Regions from separate parts of the Mus musculus genome. Here regions 1, 2 and 4 are each linked to region 3. A link is a loop called in an ENCODE intact Hi-C map of the cell type or tissue named here. Cell type or tissue: left cerebral cortex. All regions are shown on one strand.

Region 1 (5,000 bases), 1.8 Mb after region 3:
GGAAGGAAGGAAGGGAGGAAGGAAGGAGGGAAGGAGGGAAGGAAGGAAGGAAGGAAGGAAGGAAGGAAGGAAGGAAGGAAGGAAGGAAGGAAGGAAGGGAGGAAGGAAGGAAGGAAGGAGGGAAGGAGGGAAGGAAGGAAGGAAGGAAGGAAGGAAGGAAGGAAGGAAGGAAGGGAGGAAGGGAGGAAGGGAGGAAGGGAGGAGGGAAGGAGGGAAGGAGGGAAGGAGGGAAGGAAGGAAGGAAGGAAGGAAAGGAGGGAGGAAGGAAGGAAGGAAGGAAGGAAGGAAGGAAGGAAGGGAGGGAGGAAGGAAGGAGGGAAGGAGGGAAGGAGGGAAGGAAGGAAGGAAGGAAGGAGGGAAGGAAGGAAGGAAGGAAGGAAGGAAGGAAGGAAGGAAGGAAGGGAGGGAGGAAGGAAGGAAGGAGGGAAGGAGGGAAGGAAGGAAGGAAGGAAGGAAGGAAGGAAGGAAGGAAGGAGGGAAGGAAGGAAGGAAGGAAGGAGCAATAATAGAAGGGTTCTGTTGGCATCAGCTATTTGCACTGTCTGACATCCATTCAACACTCTCTTGACTAAACAGCTGTGCCCAGTGGGCACAACCCAGGGTTGACATTTTATTGGCTTATTTCAAGAGGCAGAAAGCTGTGATTCTATATAGCCATTGTCACCTTCTCTTCTCTGAGCACAGGGCCAGCTTCAATAGCAGCTCACCCACCTGGTCAAGTGAGACATGGTTGTCCTTCATGGCATTGGCTGCCACACAGTAGGAGAAATAGCCACTAACAGTCATAGCACAGGTCCTCCCTCTTCAGTAGCTCAACTGATTTTTCTTGAGTTTATTTAAGCATATTTTTTTCTAAAGCTATTGTAAAAGTCCTAGTCTGATTCTAGTTTGACCAATTTAGGTCAAATACTTCTTTAGGAAGAAATAGCATCATGGGGCAGAATATACAGTGTTTCGTTACACTTAAATTCCAGATAGACAACAGGTTTGTGTGTGTGTGTATGTGTGTGTGTGTGTGTTCCATATAATATCTCAGATACACTTTAATAAAAGAACATAATCGTTTATCTAAAATTCAAAGTTAACTGGGTCTCCTTTCGGTTTTATGGCTGTTGCTTTGCTAATTTGAGCAAGACCCTCCATCAGGAGCCCAAAATAGGTGGAAATATAAAGATTTTTATTACATCTGGATAACATGTCCACCACCCCAGCACAGAAGACCAAAGTCCACCTCACTAAAGACACATGTCCCCTGAGGAAAACCAGGTACAAGTCTAGAAGACGAAGGACAGACATTGATCAGCCAAACACAGCAGATCTGTCCAAAATCGAAGTGGGTGTGGCTATGGAAAAGGAGCGTGTGGTTTCAAAGGTTTTCAGGGGCGGGGCTGGGGGGGGAGGGGTGATGTGGGCCAGCTGAGGGGGGGGGGAAGAAAATTGTGCAGGCTCCTTCTCAATCTCCTAAGGTTGTGTTTTTAGCCGTACACATTTGCCAGATTGCTTGAAAAAAGGCAACAGCTGTGGGAACTGACAGTTTACAGTTGGGATAAATCGCATTAGTGAAGTATTTCAATTAGAGTGATATCGAACTAAAAAACCAAAGTCATCCCTGAACAAATAAATTAGCACTTCAGTTCGTGAAGTGGAAGATTTCAACAGCGCCTACCTGCCCATTGTTGTGCTGATAGTTCCTGATACTGCCCTTGTAGGGATGGCGCATATGTCCTGCTAGAGAAGGACAATTAGTCAGGATCAGTCTATAACTAGGTATTTGTTTCATTCCTGACCAACAGCCAAATTTGGTCTCAGATCAGCCTGAAATGTCCCTAATGGTGCATCAGAGAGCCTTCCTGCGGGGTCCTGGTACAGCCCACCAGCAGGTCAGCCAGACGACACAGGGCTGGACTCTCTTTCCCAAGCTAATTCATCTACACCGGTAGCACTTTAAAAATCAACTCAGAGACCGGTCTTGCAGCAGATGCTTTTTCCGCCTGCAGAAGATGAATGTGAAGAACCACAGCTCCCTTGTTCTCTCAGGGTCGGGGCCAGCTCAGCCCACAGACTGCAGGCAGCCAGGGGCTCTACAAAAGCCTTCTGTTCGCCTGGCCTCCTTTTCCTTCCCACCCATTCTCCTCCTCCAACATCACACCCGGTTCTCCCAACTCCCCACCCCAGCCTGAGTCGCAGCAGAAATTTTTCCTCTGCTAGCTAGTGATTCCGGCTAATTAGGTGGCTGCTTTCATTTACTTCAGCAGTTGGAAGAGGGGCTAAAATAGCATTGCCCCTATTCGTGTTGGAAAAATAAATCATGCCCATTGTTACTCAAGATCTTCCTCTCCCCCTCCTTCTCCCGCTCCTTCTCCCCCCCTCCCCCCCCCCCCCGCCCCCCAATCAAGCAAATTAGCAGCTTGGTTCGTTTTCCTGGCATTCACTCCAGGGCAGCCAGCAGCACCCCGGAATGTGGCTTGAAGGTGTGTGGTCAGTACAATTGTTTGGAGCTGTTTGTGCCAACAATGGGAGGAAATGCCTGTCTTCCAGAGGACACCGAGTGGCACTTGTCTTCCTTAGCTTAAGGAGGTCTTACCAGCTGCTGCCAAGCCTGGCTTCTCAGGAAGAGATACACCGCCATCTATTGGTCACGGAGGTTAACGGCAATGCCTTTCTCTCCCATATTTGCTCGAGGCCACTAAAGGACAGACAACAAAGCTTCTAGTAAGTTCTAAAAATAAGCTGATTCTTTGTACCTCGGAGTAAGACGGCGTTTTCCTCTAAGGTTGCAACTCTAAGTGCAGTGCAGCGCGTGACTAATACTTCCGCTGTGGGGCGCTTTCCGTGATGCTGGTTTCCAGGTCTCAGGATGGTTGGCTGGCATTGTCTGAAAGAGCTTGAGGCTCACCACTTCTCCATCCGACCTCAACTATCTTGGGTATCAGCACTTCTGGGTAATGGTTCTTACGCTGTAAACCTTCATATCATCCTTCTCCCACCCAAAACAAGCCCAGTTTCTAAGACTGCAAGATGGGGAGGGGCATTCAAAAGCTTCCTGCATTCAGAGACACTTGTCTGTGCACTGAGGATCAAATGCCAAGTCTTTTTGCATCCTGGATCCTGAAACAAGCAACTCCCCTATTCCTGACAACAAATGCTTCGGCTGCCTTTTATTTCATTCTGTTCTACATACATGAAGGACATGATTGCCTCCCTGGTTTCCAGTTTTAAAAAAATCCTGATTTGATTAGCGTTTGTGTAGAGATGGACGATCATATACAACCAGTCCATCGCAATATGTTGGGTTTGGTTTGTGACTCTCAATCAGGGTGACTGGCATGACATCCAAGAGTCTTTGTTATCATATTGGAACATTTTGGATTGACACAACTTGACAAGGTGTTGAGCGTTCTACAGCATTCAGGAGAGACCCACCACTAACACACACAGCAGAGAGTTATCCAGCCCAAACTGTCAATAGCACAGATGCACTAGGAGTCTGGTTTAGAAAAGGGGGAGGGGGAGGGAGGGGGAGGGAGAGGGAGAGGGAGAGGGAGAGGGAGAGGGAGAGGGAGAGGGAGAGAGAGAGAGAGAGAGAGAGAGAGAGAGAGAGAGAGAGAGAGAGATCGCCCTCTGGTAATGGGGTTATGATAACATTGATTGTTCTCAAATGAGCCACACCGCAGAGACAGAGGATAATTCTCCTTCTCCCAAGTCAGTATTTACTGCCTTTTTTTCTTCTTTAGCTCTTCCATTTTAAACATAATTTAGCTGTCTTTTTCCCCCCTTCTGCTGCTGGGAAGAGAAAGGGTTGGAGGGGGAGGGGAAGGCAAAAAGAAAAGGAGGATTAGAGGCTTGACCTGTTTCTCGGGAAGAGATGCCACATCCCTCTCTCAGATGTGCTTCGTGACCAGGCAGGGTACAATTAAAAGCACAATAATTTGCTTGTTATTCAAGTCAGGCATTAGTCCGGGTAATGGCGTGCTTGGTGGAGAGATGGATTTCCTTGTTAGGCAATAAGCGCAGGATTAACTGAATTCTCCATGGAGAAATCTTGATTTGTTCAAGGTCTTTCATGTTTTCTACAGAGAAGGGATTATGTCTTCTTAAAGAGGGGCCTTGCTTAAAAAGCTACAAAGTATAAGAAAAGGATTTAGGGCAGAGGGGCCTGTGGTTAAGTAGCTGAGGGGTACAGGGAATTTTAGAGCAAGGGATTATTTAAAGCCATAAAGTTCAAAAAATAATTGGTTTAGCACTACTGGGTCAGTGCTGGCAAGCTCACAGTAAGGCAGCTAAGCATGGGCTAATATTCATTTTACTTTGGCTAATTATTGCATGGATCCAGGAGAGGAGGAGCAAGAACGCGCTCCCTCCCTGGCAATCAGGAAGTGCAGTATATTTGGTGTGTGCCTTTCGGGCTTGTGTTTTATGATGGGATGTCCAGAATGTAAGAATCACAAGAAGTGTTACTTAAAACACAGGCACTCTTGTCTTAGAATAAGCCTGCTACCCCAGAAGCAGAGAATAAAGACACTATTAGTGTGGTTTTTTTGTTGTTGTTGTTTTTTGGTTTTTTGTTTGTTTTTTTGTTTGTTTGTTTATTTTTTTGGTTTGTGTTTGATTTTAGGGTTCTGAGGGCAGAATCCAGGGCCTGGCACATCCTAGGCAAGTTCCCTACCACTGAGCTACATCCCCAGCACCCAGCCACTCAGCTTTAAATCCAAGGACACCGTTAGAGAGGATATGAAGTAAAGTGCTGACTTCACCAGCCACCCTCATGAAACCAGTGAGGCTCAACCAGCCCAGCGACAACTTTGTCACAGTCCAGAGATGTTTTCATCACATCTGGAAATATGCCACTGACATCAAACTACAGAGGCTGGAGTTGTGAGGGCAGGTGCTTTTAAATAGATCATAATCCATAGACTAGAAGCCAACACAAGAAATTCCACTCCAAAGTGATGCTCATGGAGAGGGTAAGAAACCCTGGTCTATGCATCTATGCAAGACAA
Region 2 (5,000 bases), 1.6 Mb after region 3:
GGTTTTTTTTTCCCCCAGCCCCCTTGCAAAGGATAATTGGAAGTTAGGCATACAACAGTATTAACACATGTTCATTGTGTTCATAGGATATAATGTATATGATCTATAATGTACAGCCACAGATGATAGAACCTATACATGCCATAACTAAGGTAATATATCTCTGTGTTCATTCACCTGAAGGAAAATGATGTTCTAATGGTATAAGAGTCTGAGTTATAGAATAAATTCTAGTTTTGATGATTAAATAGAGATGTTGCACAGTGTTGTTTGTTTAATTGGACAGATCCAAACTGAACTAAATGGGGTGAACTATATTTCCTCATGTATTCATAAATGGAAAACAAACCAGAAGAAATCACTCTGTTATAAGATTCAAGGGCAATATTTCCTGTCTTGAACATGTTTTCTTTAACAATTCTTTTAACATTAGTAAATCTTATGTTTCATATCTAGAAATTTTAATCTGTGTTATACAGTTCTTGAGCACTTGGGTAGTATTTCTCTCTTTTTATTAGTTTCTAAGTCATTTTTAGTGCATAAAGGATATAGTGGTTTTGCCTGCCACAGGTTTCTCCTGGGCTCATTCTACCTCCGACTTTAGTCTCAATGTTGGAAATTCCTGTGTGATAAGCCACATCCACTTTTCCAGGGTCTAAGAGGCTGGCCAATTTTTTTAACTGAAAAAATTTTCAATTAGATGAAAAAAAAAATTGCTGACATTTAAATAGATGATAATCCACGGGTATACTGGCACTCCAAAGTAAAGTATTATATATATATAAACAGTGGCCCACCCAAAAGTCTCAAATTAATATTGTTCTGAAAATGAGCTTTTCAGACAGGGTACTAGCCCCAGAGGACATGTGAGTAACTCTTAAGTCCAGCACTCCCAGCATCTGAAGCCAGACAGTTCTCTGCCGGGAGAGTATTGTCCTGTTCACTGCAGCACACATCTCTTGCTCTACCCACAAAAAGCCAGTAGCAGCCTCTCTTCTTCTCCAGTGGTGGCTATTGAATATAACTACAGGCAGAGCCAAATGTTGCTTAGTAATTGATGGAAAGGAAAAATCATTTTCCACCTCCCTTGCCCAAATAGAGAATCAATCACCAATGAGCAGAATATTTTGATTCTCTTTATGGCAAATACTAGTTTTGCCCTCTAAATGGAATTACCTATTGTTGGCATTTAGTCTAGGCTCTGCCCCACAGTTCCCTGGCAATAGCCAGGTGTGACTGACTCACTATAAAAGGGACTGCCTGCCCCCTCCTCTCTCTCTCTCTTGCCCTCTTGCTCTTCTCCTCTTGCTCCTGATCCTCCCTCTCCTCACTCCCCTCCCCCCTCTCTCTGCCTTTCTCTCAACTCCCTCTCTATGCCCTGAATAAACTCTATTTTATACTATACTGTCCTGTGGCTGGTACCTTAGGGGGAAGGGATGCCTCCTCATGGGCCCACAGAGGCACCCCTTTCCCCCACACTTTACCACGCCTCCTACAAACATATACCTGGCCTCCTCTTTCTTTTTATAAAATACAACCCCAATCTTGCCTTCATGATAATGAAGATTTAATTTTAAGTTACAAACTTTTCCAGATGATGATAACTCTAGGTGATACACTTACCCCTCTCTACCTCAGAGAAACACTTATATATGATTATTTTCTTCAGGGCATGTGCAAGTTTCAACTCACAAGTAAACACAAGCAGTATTAGCTATTTAAATAAAGATGATTTGGTTTCTAGTCATACTCTCAAGTTGATTCAGTAATGCAACATAGATTCTGTTCTCAAATTATAGCATAAATCATTTACTATATAGTAGGTGGTTTAATGATTGCATAGAAAATGTAAAATCAATTTCGATGCAAATGCAACTTCAATAGAAATCACCACTCCCCCCATTTACTGACCGTGTGACTTTGAAGAGACCATTCCCAGCATAAAGAGCTGAAGCAGCTATGTCTGTCTTGAATGGTGGTTGTTTTGAGGAAGATGATAAACCTGAATCACCTAAACAAATTCTGTTCCTTAGCAGAGTCAAAAAGGTTGTATTTGTAAACCCACATGTGGCTGGCTCACAGAATCCAAGAATAGAAGTTATCACAGGCCTCATAAGAGGCTGAAACTAAGGATCCAAATCAGAAGCTAAACTACATCTCTGTGGGAGATACACACACACACACACATACACACACACACACACACATGATTAGTGCTCTATTTGTCTGTATGACTGCAGGACAAAAGAGGGCATCAGATCCCATTATAGATGGTTGTGAGCTACCATATGGTTTCTGGAAATGAACTCAGGGCCTCTAAAAGACCAGCCAGTGCTTTTAACCACTGAGGCATCTCTCCAGCCCCGCAGTGCAATCTCTTGTCTCTATATCTAGGTGACATCTCTCACTCTGCAGAACAACTAACTATGCCTGCCTCTGCAGAACATAAGATGTGCAGACGGAATCATTCATGCCCAAGCTTTGATATCTATACTCAAATATCAAACCAAGCCTTGGAGCTATGTGTTGTAAAACCTGGTTGGTCAGTCAAGGCCTGCCATCTGTCAATCTTCACATCCTTTGGGTCAGTCCTCCTGGCCCAAAGCCCATGCTTTTCTGACAAAGTGTATGTCTAAGAAGAGGGGAGTGATGGCAATGACTCGTGTAGTCAACAAAAAGAAAATGTGTGATGCCTTCTCTCTACTACCCTGCACATTATTAAAGGGAACAGTGGACTGCAGTGTCCCTGGAAGAGTCCTATCTTCCGAGTTCAAAGGAGCTAATGAGTTTTCCAAGACAGCCTCTGCCAAGCACAGTTTCCGTGGAGGATGCTGAGAGCATCCCTAGTTCCTCTCCTCGCTATTATATATTCAGGCTTCTCTCTCCATTACGACTATGTGTGTATTTCAGTTTGGCATCTCCGTTGGTGGTGAGGCGGACGTGGTCATATTTCAGGGGCCTGGTTCTTGCTTGCAGAGTCGCCTCTGTGTTATAATTGCTTTCCGCCATGCAGCTGCCACACAGGAGCTCATCTACATGCTGGATTGCTTCGTTTACAGCAAGCCAGCCACACACTGAGTTTAGAAAGAGGCAGGCTCCGCAGGCGAATCTTGCCTCCTGAGGCATGTCATTTCCTTGGACGATTTGCGACCCGATAATGACCATGTCATGATTGTGCAGTGATAGTTCCAAATGCTCCAGCACACTTGATGGATCTTAGCATAAATTGGCCATTTGTCAACATGTAGGTCCTTTAGAATTTCCATATTTGAGCTGTTATGCCATAACACTGATTAATTGTGCAAGGTCCATAGCCTGTGTTACAGGGAGGTTACAGCTCCCTACATGGACTCATTAGATCTGCCTTCAAGCAGAGAAGTCCTAAATTCTCTTCAGTAACAGGCAGTGACCTCTTGGTTTCTCACGGAGATCACAGGTTTCCTCTATCCTTTACCTGCAGCCCTTCTGGAAAGCACAGGTTCCCTTAAGATGTGTTGCACTTACATATCTGGGCAGAAGAAATCCCGCTATATTTAAAGTATGTCTTTTTCACAAGGTGATGAGCCAAATTTTATTATCCAAGTTGTTTTTTATGATTTCTAATTTACTCATTTCTGGTGTCTGTTATTATAAGCTGATTTAATTGAACCAACAAGCATATATTTAGTAGCAACTGTAAGTTATATACTGATCAGGGGACAAAGCAGTAAAAATACTAATAAAATATACTCCATGAAGCTGGTTTTTAATTGCATTTTGAAATTTATTTGGGGAGTATACTACAGTGAGTGTATGTAAGTAAGTCAGAGGAACAACTTACAGGAATGGTTCTCTTCTTCCATTCTGTGGGTCCCAGGGATCAAAATAGGGTTATCAAGAGCTAGAGATATGGCTCGGCACTAAAGGCTAGGCTCACAACCAAAAAATAGTATTATCAGTCTAGACACTTTATCCACTGAGTCTCATGAAGCTATCTTAATTTATACTGACATATTCCCCAAAATATTTTGACCCATCTCTCTAGATAGAGTCCTGAACGTGGCCCCCAAAATCAGGCCCCTGTCCTCAACAAAATAGGAAGAATCCTTATTCTGTTCAATAATAAATGCATTTGAAGTCATCTGGGCCTCAATGTCTTGATTATTAAAGGAGTTAACTAGTGGGCAGTATGAGACAACATGATATGATTTCATGTAAGTTATTTAAGAGCTAGGAGTATACAATTATTTTAGGATTTTAAAAAAATTGTACATGTATGTTCATACGTGTGCCTGTTTTGTCTTGATGTGCATGGTATTTGGGCAGTTCCCATGAATACCAATGGAGAGCATCAGATCCTCTGAACCAGGAGTCACAGGCAGTTCTAGCCATCCACTATAGGTCTAGGAACCCAACCTGGGTAGTCTGGAAGAGTAACATGTGCTCTTAACCACTGAGCCATCTCTATCATAGGGCTGTGCGTTTCTTGAAGGGAACGTTCTGTGAAGTGGAGGTTCCTCACAGGTAGTAATGTTTTACAGAGTCACAAGGAAAAGTTTTCAAGGACTCTGTGATGTGAATCTTGGCATTCATTACACTGAGATCAACTTCTTTTATTAAGCTAAGATCAATCACCATGGTTCCTTTTAATTCTGGGAAACCCTTTCTTCTAAGCTTATCTAGTAACATTCTCTACTTTTGCAAGCAAACTCAAAGAAAAAAACACTTAGAGCTATTTCCCATACCTCTTCTCTCACTTGGATAATCCAGACGAACCTCTGTGTTTTACCATCATCCTTCTAGCTACAAAGTCCCTTCGGTCACGAAGCATAGCATAGTCTCAGATGCAGGAATTAAGATGCAGACCATAGGACAGACATTTGCTCTGCTGACCACAGACACTTGAGGCTTGGGAGTAAAGAAATTCCATCTCCATATTGCAGGAAAGGAAAAGGGGCAAATATATAGAGCTCAAAAGCATGTAGGGTAGAGTGAAGGCTCAGTACTAGAATCCTATGCTG
Region 3 (5,000 bases):
GTCTATGCACATACCTACTTCTCCTCTCTCCGTCCATCGGAGACTTTACTTTATTACTTTTTAACCTAAAATTTCTTTTCATCACTGTATACTCTCAGTATCTTTCCCCCTTTTTAGTGTCTAAGTGTACTTACAAGACATTTCGATTTTTTCTCTTTTATTGCTTCTAAACTTATGTATTTATCTCTGTATCTATGTATCTCTAAACTCTTTTCTTTGGGAATTTTCCATTCTGTTTTATATTACCAGTTCAGAGGTCTTCAGTGATGTCTTTTCTCAGGACTTCCAGGCCTTGGCTTCTACTGTCTACAGCTAGCATCATGTCCCAGCCAACCTGCCCCAACTCTGGGCAGGTGTTGAGTCTGAGAGGTGGTAGGTACTCCTCAAGGTGGTGCGGTCTCAGCCACATGTTGCATGCCTGGATGCATCACTGTTTAAGACTGTGTTCATTTTCTTAATGTAAAACTAAACTCTGTGCCTAATATTATTCCTAAACCTAACTCTAGCACTGACCCTAACCATACCTCAAACCTTAATCTACTTCATATAACAACACTGTTAAGTTTACATCGAGTTCTTAATATAGACTAAGCCTACAAGTAACCATAACTGCAATCTGCCCCTTACCTGTACTCTAACCCTCTCAGTAATCATAACAATAACCAAAACCTACCCCTAACCCTAGCCATAGCCTTAACCATAACACTAATATCCACACCTGATCCAAACACTGTCTCTGTCCCTAGTCTAAATCTAAAACTATGCCTTAAAAAAACATAATTCAATCTCAGTCATATCACTGTCTCTAACCTTTTCCACAATACTTAACTAAGAACTAACTGAAAACTAAGCCATACCCTTGATTACGCCCTTATTTTAGCCACAGATCAAACACTAGATCAAAATATAGACTTATCCCTAAAAGAAATTGAAATCTACTCCAACCAGAACCCTAAACTAGATCAAAAACAAAACTTAAATGAGTTCTAATACTAACTGTAGCACTTACAATAACTTTATGCTTCTACTGCTAATCTGGCCAGCCATCAATTCTAACCCTAAATATAAACCTACCTTTAACACTAACCTCATGATTAACACTACCCCTAACGACAAATCTAGCCTGAATTTCTACCTTAAAATTACCTCTAACTCTAAACTTAGAAATAACTTAAATCCTAGCCCTAGCCCTAACCCTAACCCTAAACTCAAACATCATACTTAGAAAAAAAAAGTAAAACTTTCCCTGACACTAATCCAGGTATAATCCTAACAATAACCCTAACCCTAGCACCAGCCCTGCAGTGATCTGAAGAAGAGACTACTACTAACTTTGTCCCCAAAATGAACACTAATCCAAATCCAAAAATTAACTTGAACCCTAATCTTGTCTACCTCAGACCCTCTAACCCTAACCCTAAACCTAACCTAAACATGACTCTTCTAAGATCCAAGCCAAACCCTAACCTAAAACCTACATATTTCCCATACTCTAAAACTAAACCGAACAATTTGCTACCACTAACTGTAACCATTACCATAATGATAAACCAAACTGCATCTGTAAACTAAATCATAAACTTCACATACTATTGACCCTAAATTCTAAATTTAATCCTCAGAGAAACTTATTTGTACGTTTAAATCTAAACCTATTTTAACCCTAGCCTACAATTAACCATAAATGCCATCATAGCCGTAACACTAATCCTGGCAAAGCCATAACCATAACCTAACTAGCCCTGACCTTATCCATAAACTTAACCCTTATAACACGCAAGTTCTACACTTAACCCAGACATTGTCTTTATCCCTCGTCTTAACCCTAAATGAAGTCCTAATTCTAGCCCTTGTCCTCATCCTACCGTAAATCAAGTCCTACTGCCAGCCCTAAACCTAAAATTAACACTAATGCTAAACTGAGATATAACTTCGATACTAACCCAAAACCTACGTGTCATCCCAAAACTAACCCTGGCTTAGACAATAGCCCTAAATGTATTAGCAGTTCTAAACCACATTTTAAACATACAGACAGCATAAACAGTAAAACCAAGTAAACAACTAACCATAACAAACAGGAAAACAAACAAAAACAAATTTTCTTCAGAGAGAGAAAAAGAGAGACAGAGACAGACAGAGAGAAAGGCTGTGGAGTTGAGTGGAGGAAAGTTAGAAAGATATATAGAAGAGAGGAAATCAAGGTCATAATATATTTTACATAATTTTTATAACAGCAAGATTGATGCAATATTTATTTTTGTAGCATACATTTGTTTTGTTTGTTTGTTTACACTCCAGATTTATTCACACACCTCCACCCCCAATCCCAGTCCACCCTCGGACTGTTCCACATCCATACCTCCTCCCCACCCCCTGTCTCCACGAGAATGTCCCAACCCCCCACTACCCACAATTTTTCTTTGAAAAATGTATTTTAAAAAGTCAAGTGATTAATTTTTTTTAAAGTCAAGAGGTCCATTTTAAACACATTTGTAGATTAAAATTAAAAAACAGAAACGCAAATGCTAATATTAGTTCTAGCACTAGGTGGCGGTGTTGCTCTATCTTTATTGCAAACTCTAAAGGAAGGCTGTACTCTAAACACTGCTTCTGACACTGGTCCTAACCATAAACCTAAACTTAGCCTTAGCCATACAGACTAACCATAATCCTAACAAATTAAACAAACAGACAAAAGAAGTAAACAAAAACAAAAACCACCCCTAAACTTAACCATAAGCTTGCCTCTAACTCTAAAACTAAACTATAAAATAACACCAATTACAGACCCTAACCCTAACTCTATCCCTGTTCCTATTACTAACACTAACATTAAACTTAGAAATATATGTAAAACTGTTCCTAACCCTAACACTAGCAAGGCCTAACTATATTCTAACATTAGGTCTAATTGTAACATTAAAAAAAAAACAAAAAAACTAAAACTCTATCCTTTGCCAGACACTAATAATAAGCTAACCCTAACCCTAACTTCAACCTTAACACTAACAGTGAGACTAACACAAGCCCTACCTTCTCTATCTATAACCATACAATTGCCATAATCAGTCCATAGCAAAAACAAACAAACAAACAAACCTAACACTAGTCTAAAGCCTATATTTAGCCCAAATAGTAAAACTACCTCTAAAATTAATGGTATACTAAATGTTAACACCAACTATACCACTGTGATGGTTTGTATATGCTTGCCACTATTAGGAAGTGTGTGGCCTTATTGGAGTAGGTATGGTCTTGTTGGAGTAGATATTTCACTGTGGATGTCGGCTTTAAGACCATTGTTCTAGCTGCCACTCTTCTCCTAGCTGCCTTTGGAACAAGATGTAGAACTCTCAGCTCCTCCAGCCCCAGGTCTGCCTGGATGTTGCCACGCTGCCACCTTGATAACGGACTGAATCTCTAAACATGTAAGCCAGCCTCAATTAAATGTTGTCCTTTATAAGAATTTCCTAGGTCATGGTGTCTGTTCACAGCATTAAAACCCTAAGACAACCACTTACCCACATGATACGCCCAGCACCATCCTTAAACTTAGTCCTAAAACCAGCACTAACCTCTACCATACATAACAAAATTTTGCCATCAAACACTTCAAATGTAATTTGGATTGAAACCTAAGCCTAAACCTAGCTCTAAACGTAATCTAAGTCTACAACTAACCATGGCTCCACTCCAAGCAGTAACACTAATGCTAATCTTGGCATCTTAATTATAAAACCAATGTTAACTACAATCATAACCAAAAAAGCCATATTCACATCTATGTCTATATCCAGAATCCATATCCATAACCTTAAGCATGACAAGAAACAAGTCTCTAAACCTAACCCAAACACTGGCTCTTACTCTAGCCTTAACCCTAAAACTAACCCTTAACTTTGTCTTAGTTCTAACTCTAAACTTCACCCTATCTATGACCCTAGTCCCAACCTGAGCCCTAATCCTAATCCTAAATCTAATCATACATCCAGTGTGACTACCTACCAAATCCTAGCTCAAATGCCCTAAACACATCATGAGCACTCAGTATAATTGTTACTATATCCCCAGTCTGAAACCTAAAACGAAGTCTAAAAATAACCGTAAACATTGTTCTACCACTAAATGGAGCTGTTACACAAAATTTGCAGCAAATCCTAACCTGTCCCCATCAACTATCCTGTTCCTAGCTCGGCCACCAGTCCTAACCCTAAACACAAACCTGGCTCTAACCCTAACCCCAAGATTAACACTAGTCCTGATGACAAACCTAACTCTGACATGTACCATGAACCTAGCTCTAGCTCTAACATAAAATCAGGGGGGAAATAAATACCAATATTGCTCCCAGCCTTAACTCTAGCAATAATCCTACTTCTAACTCTAATATTATCCTTATAAATACACCTGAAACCATTCATAGCCTTCACATTGACCTTGGAGTGATATAAATCAAACCCTACAACTAATTCTCACATTCATCGTAGAAATAAACCTAAAATATCTCTAGACCTAACACTAACAATAATATTAACACTACAATTGCTCTAATCAGACTAAAGACAAAACCCCAACCCAGTCAACATCTAGCCTGAATAATAAAACTAGGTCTAGCACTGGTCATAGACCAGTTTGTAACACTAAATATAACTCTTGTCCTATTACTACATGAAACTCTTTCCCTGAGTCGTAGCCAAACAATAGCTCTGATCTTAAACAAAACCCAGACCAGACCGTAAAGTCCAACCCCTTATAACTCTAAGACTTTGATTGAACAATAATCTTGATCCTAGCTTCACTTGAGCCCTAAGACAACAATTTATCATAAATAAAATCCTGATATTGAAAACTGTCTTTATGCTTAGCATTAACTGTAATGCTAACCAGAATGATAAGCCATAACGCTGACCTAAACCTATCCTAACTCTATCCGCAAAATTAACCCTAACAGTGAACAAAGTTCAACAACTCACCTATACAGACATTGCCTCAAATCC
Region 4 (5,000 bases), 1.1 Mb after region 3:
CTGGCTTGAACTGCCTGATCTCTGTCTGACTATGCTAACTGACCTCTGTTCCAGTTACTGTGAAAGAAGAAAGGTTGTAAAAATAAATAAACCTAAGTACTTAAGGTAGCACTGTAGGGACAGAAAAGAGACTTGGTTGGGGCTTGGGGTGAGAGTTGGCTATAAAGGTGAGCTGTTGATTTTAGGGGTAAGTGAGAGAGTGTTCTGTATTTTCTTTTTTTTTTTTTTCTTTTTCTTTTTAAAAGATTTATTTATTTATTATATGCAAGTACACTGTAGCTGTCCTCAGACGCTCCAGAAGAGGGAGTCAGATCTCATTACAGATGGTTGTGAGCCACCATGTGGTTGCTGGGATTTGAACTCCTGACCTTCGGAAGGGCAGTCACACTCTTACCCACTGAGCCATCTCCTGTATTTTCAAGACTGTGGGGCTTGCTTATCAAAGCTCATAGAACTGTGTACTAAAAAGAATGGGACTTATTTCATGGAGGTAAAATCAATTGCAAAAAGTCTGATATAAACAACAACAAAACAAACAAACAAACAAACACAGTTAAAAGCCCCACAGACAAACACTTCATTCTGGGTATTTGCCCTCTCCAGCTCACTGCTGCCTCCGGTATCCCTATTACCAAGATAGAGAGAGGGAAAAGGGCTTCATGGGGAAGGCCCGAGTTAGTGCTCACAAAGCAAAAGGAAATCTCATGTTATTGCTGCAGTTTCTTTTGCTAAACTGGGTAGGCTGGACCTGGGGTCCTCAGGCCTCTCCTTTTGCTTTAGGTGGAATAGACAGGTCACTGAGGTAGCCTGCTTTGTCACCGAGGGAGTCCTTCCTGTTCCTGGCCTTTGAGCCTCAGGGGCCCACTCTACATCTTAGGGTGGGGGATCCCCGCCTTCCCCCACTCCTAGAGGCATACACATTCAGCAGCCCGAGAGCCTGCCTCTTCCACTGCCCACAGCCTACACACAGGCAGGCATAAGTTACTCTCCTTTGTTGCAGGAGTATTTCAGCTCACGGCTTGCAAAGTGCAAAGCCTGGCACCTTAGGCCGCCTGATGATTCCTGGCCCAGAAGAAGGAAGGCAACGTGGGGAGCAGTTTCATCAAGGTACTAGGGCTGTCTGCACAGAACCAAGCCATCAGCTGTGTAACCTGGGATATTTGGTTTGCATCTCTGAAAGCATCATTTCTTTGTAATGTGGGGTTGAGGCGCAGTAGCGATTTCTGAGTCCATCCTAGAGCCTAGCAGGACAAGACATTAACAAGCTTAGAGGGTTTTACCTGCCTGGCCTTACCAAAGGTTTGAGCAGATTGTACCCGCTTCGCGTAGCTCTTGTACTTCCCCAAGGGAATTAGCTACAATTGGCAAGCTGGGAAGTATTTGATTTAGATTAATCTCACTCGCCAAGGTGGAGAGCCTCATCATTTCTGACAGGCTGACTTAGCCACACTGCCCTTCTTGCTCCAGGAACGTGGGAGAGGCTTCTGGTTTATAGCTTTTGATGGGTAAGAAAACGGGTCATTATCATTTTTTCATGACACCCATAAAAGGCATGCAGTAAAGTGGACAGAAGAGCCGTGACAGGGTGGTGAACTCTGGAGCTGGCTCTCAGCAGGGCCAACCGCAGAAAGTAAATCCACAAGAGCCTGTTGTGGGTGGCATTCATCCTTCTAGGAATCTCTTGAAGTCTGGAATGGCCAGTGTGTTAGATCCAGCTGGAAAAAGGAATCCGTTACAGATTTTCAAACAGTTTGTTTGTCGCAAAAGGGGAAACAGCAGCATTTGGCATACACACAAAAACTTCCTTTAATTAATTGCAAATGAGTAATTTGGGGCTTTATGAACCATTTCTATACTAAAATGCTGGGAAATGAATTTTGGTGAGAAATGAAATTATTAGCTATAAGACCCAATATATAGCACGTCTCAAATCAGGCCAATCATCTGCAGACATGTTGAAATGCAGATTCCAATTTAGAAGGGGGAAAGGCACTCCAGCTGGCCTTGGGAAAACACTATGAAAAGTTAGATCTCGAGAATATAAAAATGAAAACAAGTTGGGTACGCAAGGGCCCGAGCCACACAATCATTCAGCTGACAGAGCCTCATGGTCAATTCCTACTTATATATTTTTTTTGTTGCTACCTCAAATAAATTCTCTCTCCCCTTGGCTTGTAGGGTGATGCATGGAGAGCTACCAAGTTGCCAGGCACAGTCCCCACCCGGTCTTGGGTGCTTGTTGCCCATTCATCCTCTCTGAGATGACTGTTTCACTCAGTCATGAGGCTAATTTGACAATGACATCACCTACAGTTGAATCATTATTCTTCTTTTCAGAAAACTAGGTTTTCTTGGAAAAACAAAGCAAAACAAACAAACAAAAAACCTAGATCTTTTTCCAGGTTTGCAAATTTTTGTCTCCGCAGAAATCCTGTTTTTTTTTTTGTTGTTGTTGTTGTTTTTTTAATGTGTTTGTTTTTGTTGTTCTGTTCTGTGTGTGTGTATGTGTGTGGTGTGCTATCATAAGATTAATATGGTTATTTTTTAAAACCAAAAAATAATATGGTAATCCTTTAAAACTCTGACCTGTATGTAAATTGAGCATGGATTGCTCAGTTAAAGTCACTGGCATGTTCTATAAGGAAATGACAATGCTAAAGCCACCAATATATTGCTTATTTGCTTTAAAAGAGATAGGCTATGCAAACAGATAAGTCTACAAATTAAAAAATATATATTGCATATAATTGTTAAAAGGTACTATTTCTAGGCATAATTGCATATTTTAAATCCAGAGATGAGGTAGGTGTTTCTTGAAATCCAGAGCAACAACCGGGCCCTTTTTAGTGGTTTAAACACACATAATTAGCAGTTTAATTTCCTCTGTGGCTGAGTTAGCCGTAAGATTTCATTTAATAACAAGCACAATTTTATAGCCCCAAGTAAGTGCCAGAGCCAGCGTCAGCTCAGCACTGCCCTCTGCTGGTCCTCAGCTGTCTCATGCCACCCTGCTCAGGGCAAAAGCATCTAACTTGAAAATTGTAACTGGGCTGTCTGAAAATTAATTGTGAGAGAAATGGAGAAATATAATTCATTTCAAACTCCCCTAATGAGGCTTTTGTTTTTAGCAGAACAAGCCCCAAAAGTCAGAAAGTATAACCCTAGATATCTTTCCTCTGGTCTCTCATACAGTCATTATCATATTAGCCTTGAAGCAGGTGTGTCTTTCTCATTACTCAGCACAATTACAGATGATGTCCAATATTTCTATACATGAGATGTCCCCAAACAACTAGTTTTCAAAACAGCAGTTTGTTACCCCTTAAGTAACCCGAATAAGCATGGTTTCATCTTATGTTTGGCCTTACATCTTACATTTTGCATCCAACTTGGCCTTATTTCTTGGTCTCTTTACTCAATTATTTTTAACACAGTAATGAAATTTCCTCTATACCCAGACTGCAGTCACTCTTTGTTAGCGCCAACTAGGGCTGACTACAGAAATAAAGACATGTCCTGAAGACTCCGGCTAACAAGCTGACAAACGTCAAAGCTGCTGTGTTCTCCCAGCCTTCTCTTTTCATCAGAAGGGGGAGGACTGACCATTATCTCAACCCTTCATTCAACATTCCAAAAGGGAAATATGCTGTCATCATATTGAGGCAAATAGCTGTCTGCATTGGGAGTCAGAAGAATTCACTAGGGCTTATTAAAGCAAATCCTCCCATTGGAAATGCAAGTACAATGAAAGCCCAAGCAGCTGCCTTATGTATGCACTGAGTTCTCTTGGCAGTGTCCTCTCTGTGTCCTGTCTTCTACCTCCCATAGGCCTCGAGGCTGTGAATCGGGAGAGATTACCATCAAAGCTTTTAAAATAGAAATTTATCAAATTTTGACTTGGGTTAAAACTGGGATTCAAATGTCTGCTCTGTAGAGCTGACGCTCAAATACATTTCTTCTACTTCCTAACTCTTATGTGATCTTAGGTGATAATATGACTCATGTAGCACTTCATGAGGTTTAAATTAGATACCATATGAAAGTGCACGGAGCTGTGCAACTTAGTGCAGCTTCTGAACTGGAGGCAGAGCCAGACTCAGGAGAGGCGTGATACAGCAGGAGAAAAGGGGAAGGGAACTATTGCTAAGAGCTTTACTCTTCAGTCCCATCATTACCAATGGCCCTGGGAAAGACACTTTAATTTCTTTAAACTTCAGTTCTTTCACTCTGAAAGGCTATTGCTAGTTCCTGCTCACAGCATTATGGGAACTGTAGAGAAAAGGGATCAGCAGAGAGCTTTGCATATCAAATGTGCCAATAAACAGCACATGGGGAAATAGAGCTGATATGGTAACCCATTTGAAGTTCTGGTTTTATCATCTTGACTGCTTTATGTCCTTGCACAATACATAGCTAACCATGACTGTCCTCTTTTAGTTTACACAAAGGTTAAATATGTTTTCCCTAAAAGGTTGATCTTGGTACTGCTCTTGATAAAATGTTTGGTCTGAGGTTCTAGAAAAATATCTAGCATCTCTTCAGTGGAGCTTCAGTAGACTGTGCCCAGTGGCTAAGGAAGAAGCTTTACAACTGGTTTGTGGAATTCATGGGCTGCACAATGATGAGGTTGAATATTATAACTTCATAAAGGGCAGCAATGCAAATAAGCTAAGGTTCTAGTCTAAGTGCATCACTTCAATTTTTGTTTGTAGTACCAGTACTGCCTGAGGAACAATTAAGGACCTTCCTGGGTAGAAGTCTGTTGCATTGCGTCACTCTAACATACTCAAAAGGAAAAGAGGATGCAACGGCAGCTAGACACTCACTTCAGGAAAGCTTCAAAGGATCTCAAGTCAGGTGCTGGTCTGTGCTGTCTAGGTTTGAAATAATTAAGAAACAGACATGAGACAGATGCATTGGGACATGTCTATAGCCTGAGCTATACTCATGGCTGGGGAGGACTAAGTCCAGAAGTTTAAGGTCAGCCTGGATGACATAGT

What was found. Peaks named below come from ENCODE experiments on the same cell type or tissue, not always from the same donor. Only the 100,000 strongest peaks of a DNase experiment are listed, where the experiment ranks them.
Region 1: it touches region 3 in a loop (6-fold over the local background); 14 of 42 quality-filtered maps call a loop at or near these places.
Region 2: it touches region 3 in a loop (7-fold over the local background); 21 of 42 quality-filtered maps call a loop at or near these places.
Region 4: a loop joins it to region 3, with 13 times the contacts of the local background. A loop is called at or near these places in 25 of 42 quality-filtered maps.

What each region holds. Positions count from the first base shown.
Region 1 is chr19:15,799,418-15,804,417 of GRCm38, forward strand. No RefSeq gene overlaps it. Among named protein-coding and RNA genes, the nearest start is that of Gm24319, 120 kb to the left of the region's middle. In left cerebral cortex, a CTCF peak has its summit at 2,634 (motif pointing left); DNase peaks (open chromatin) are centred at 2,094, 2,613, 3,248, 3,957 and 1 more place; H3K4me3 peaks cover 1,268 bases; H3K27ac peaks cover 2,930 bases.
Region 2 is chr19:15,608,276-15,613,275 of GRCm38, forward strand. All of the region lies in intron 2 of Gm31594 (a long non-coding RNA gene), which reads left to right. Among named protein-coding and RNA genes, the nearest start is that of Gm31594, 12 kb to the left of the region's middle. In left cerebral cortex, no CTCF peak of the experiment used is centred here; a DNase peak (open chromatin) is centred at 2,956.
Region 3 is chr19:13,978,851-13,983,850 of GRCm38, forward strand. No RefSeq gene overlaps it. Among named protein-coding and RNA genes, the nearest start is that of Olfr1505, 62 kb to the left of the region's middle. In left cerebral cortex, CTCF peaks have their summits at 2,543 (motif pointing right) and 4,147; a DNase peak (open chromatin) is centred at 2,553.
Region 4 is chr19:15,032,788-15,037,787 of GRCm38, forward strand. No RefSeq gene overlaps it. Among named protein-coding and RNA genes, the nearest start is that of Gm46645, 310 kb to the right of the region's middle. In left cerebral cortex, a CTCF peak has its summit at 2,983 (motif pointing left); DNase peaks (open chromatin) are centred at 2,968, 3,566, 3,826 and 4,036; H3K27ac peaks cover 532 bases.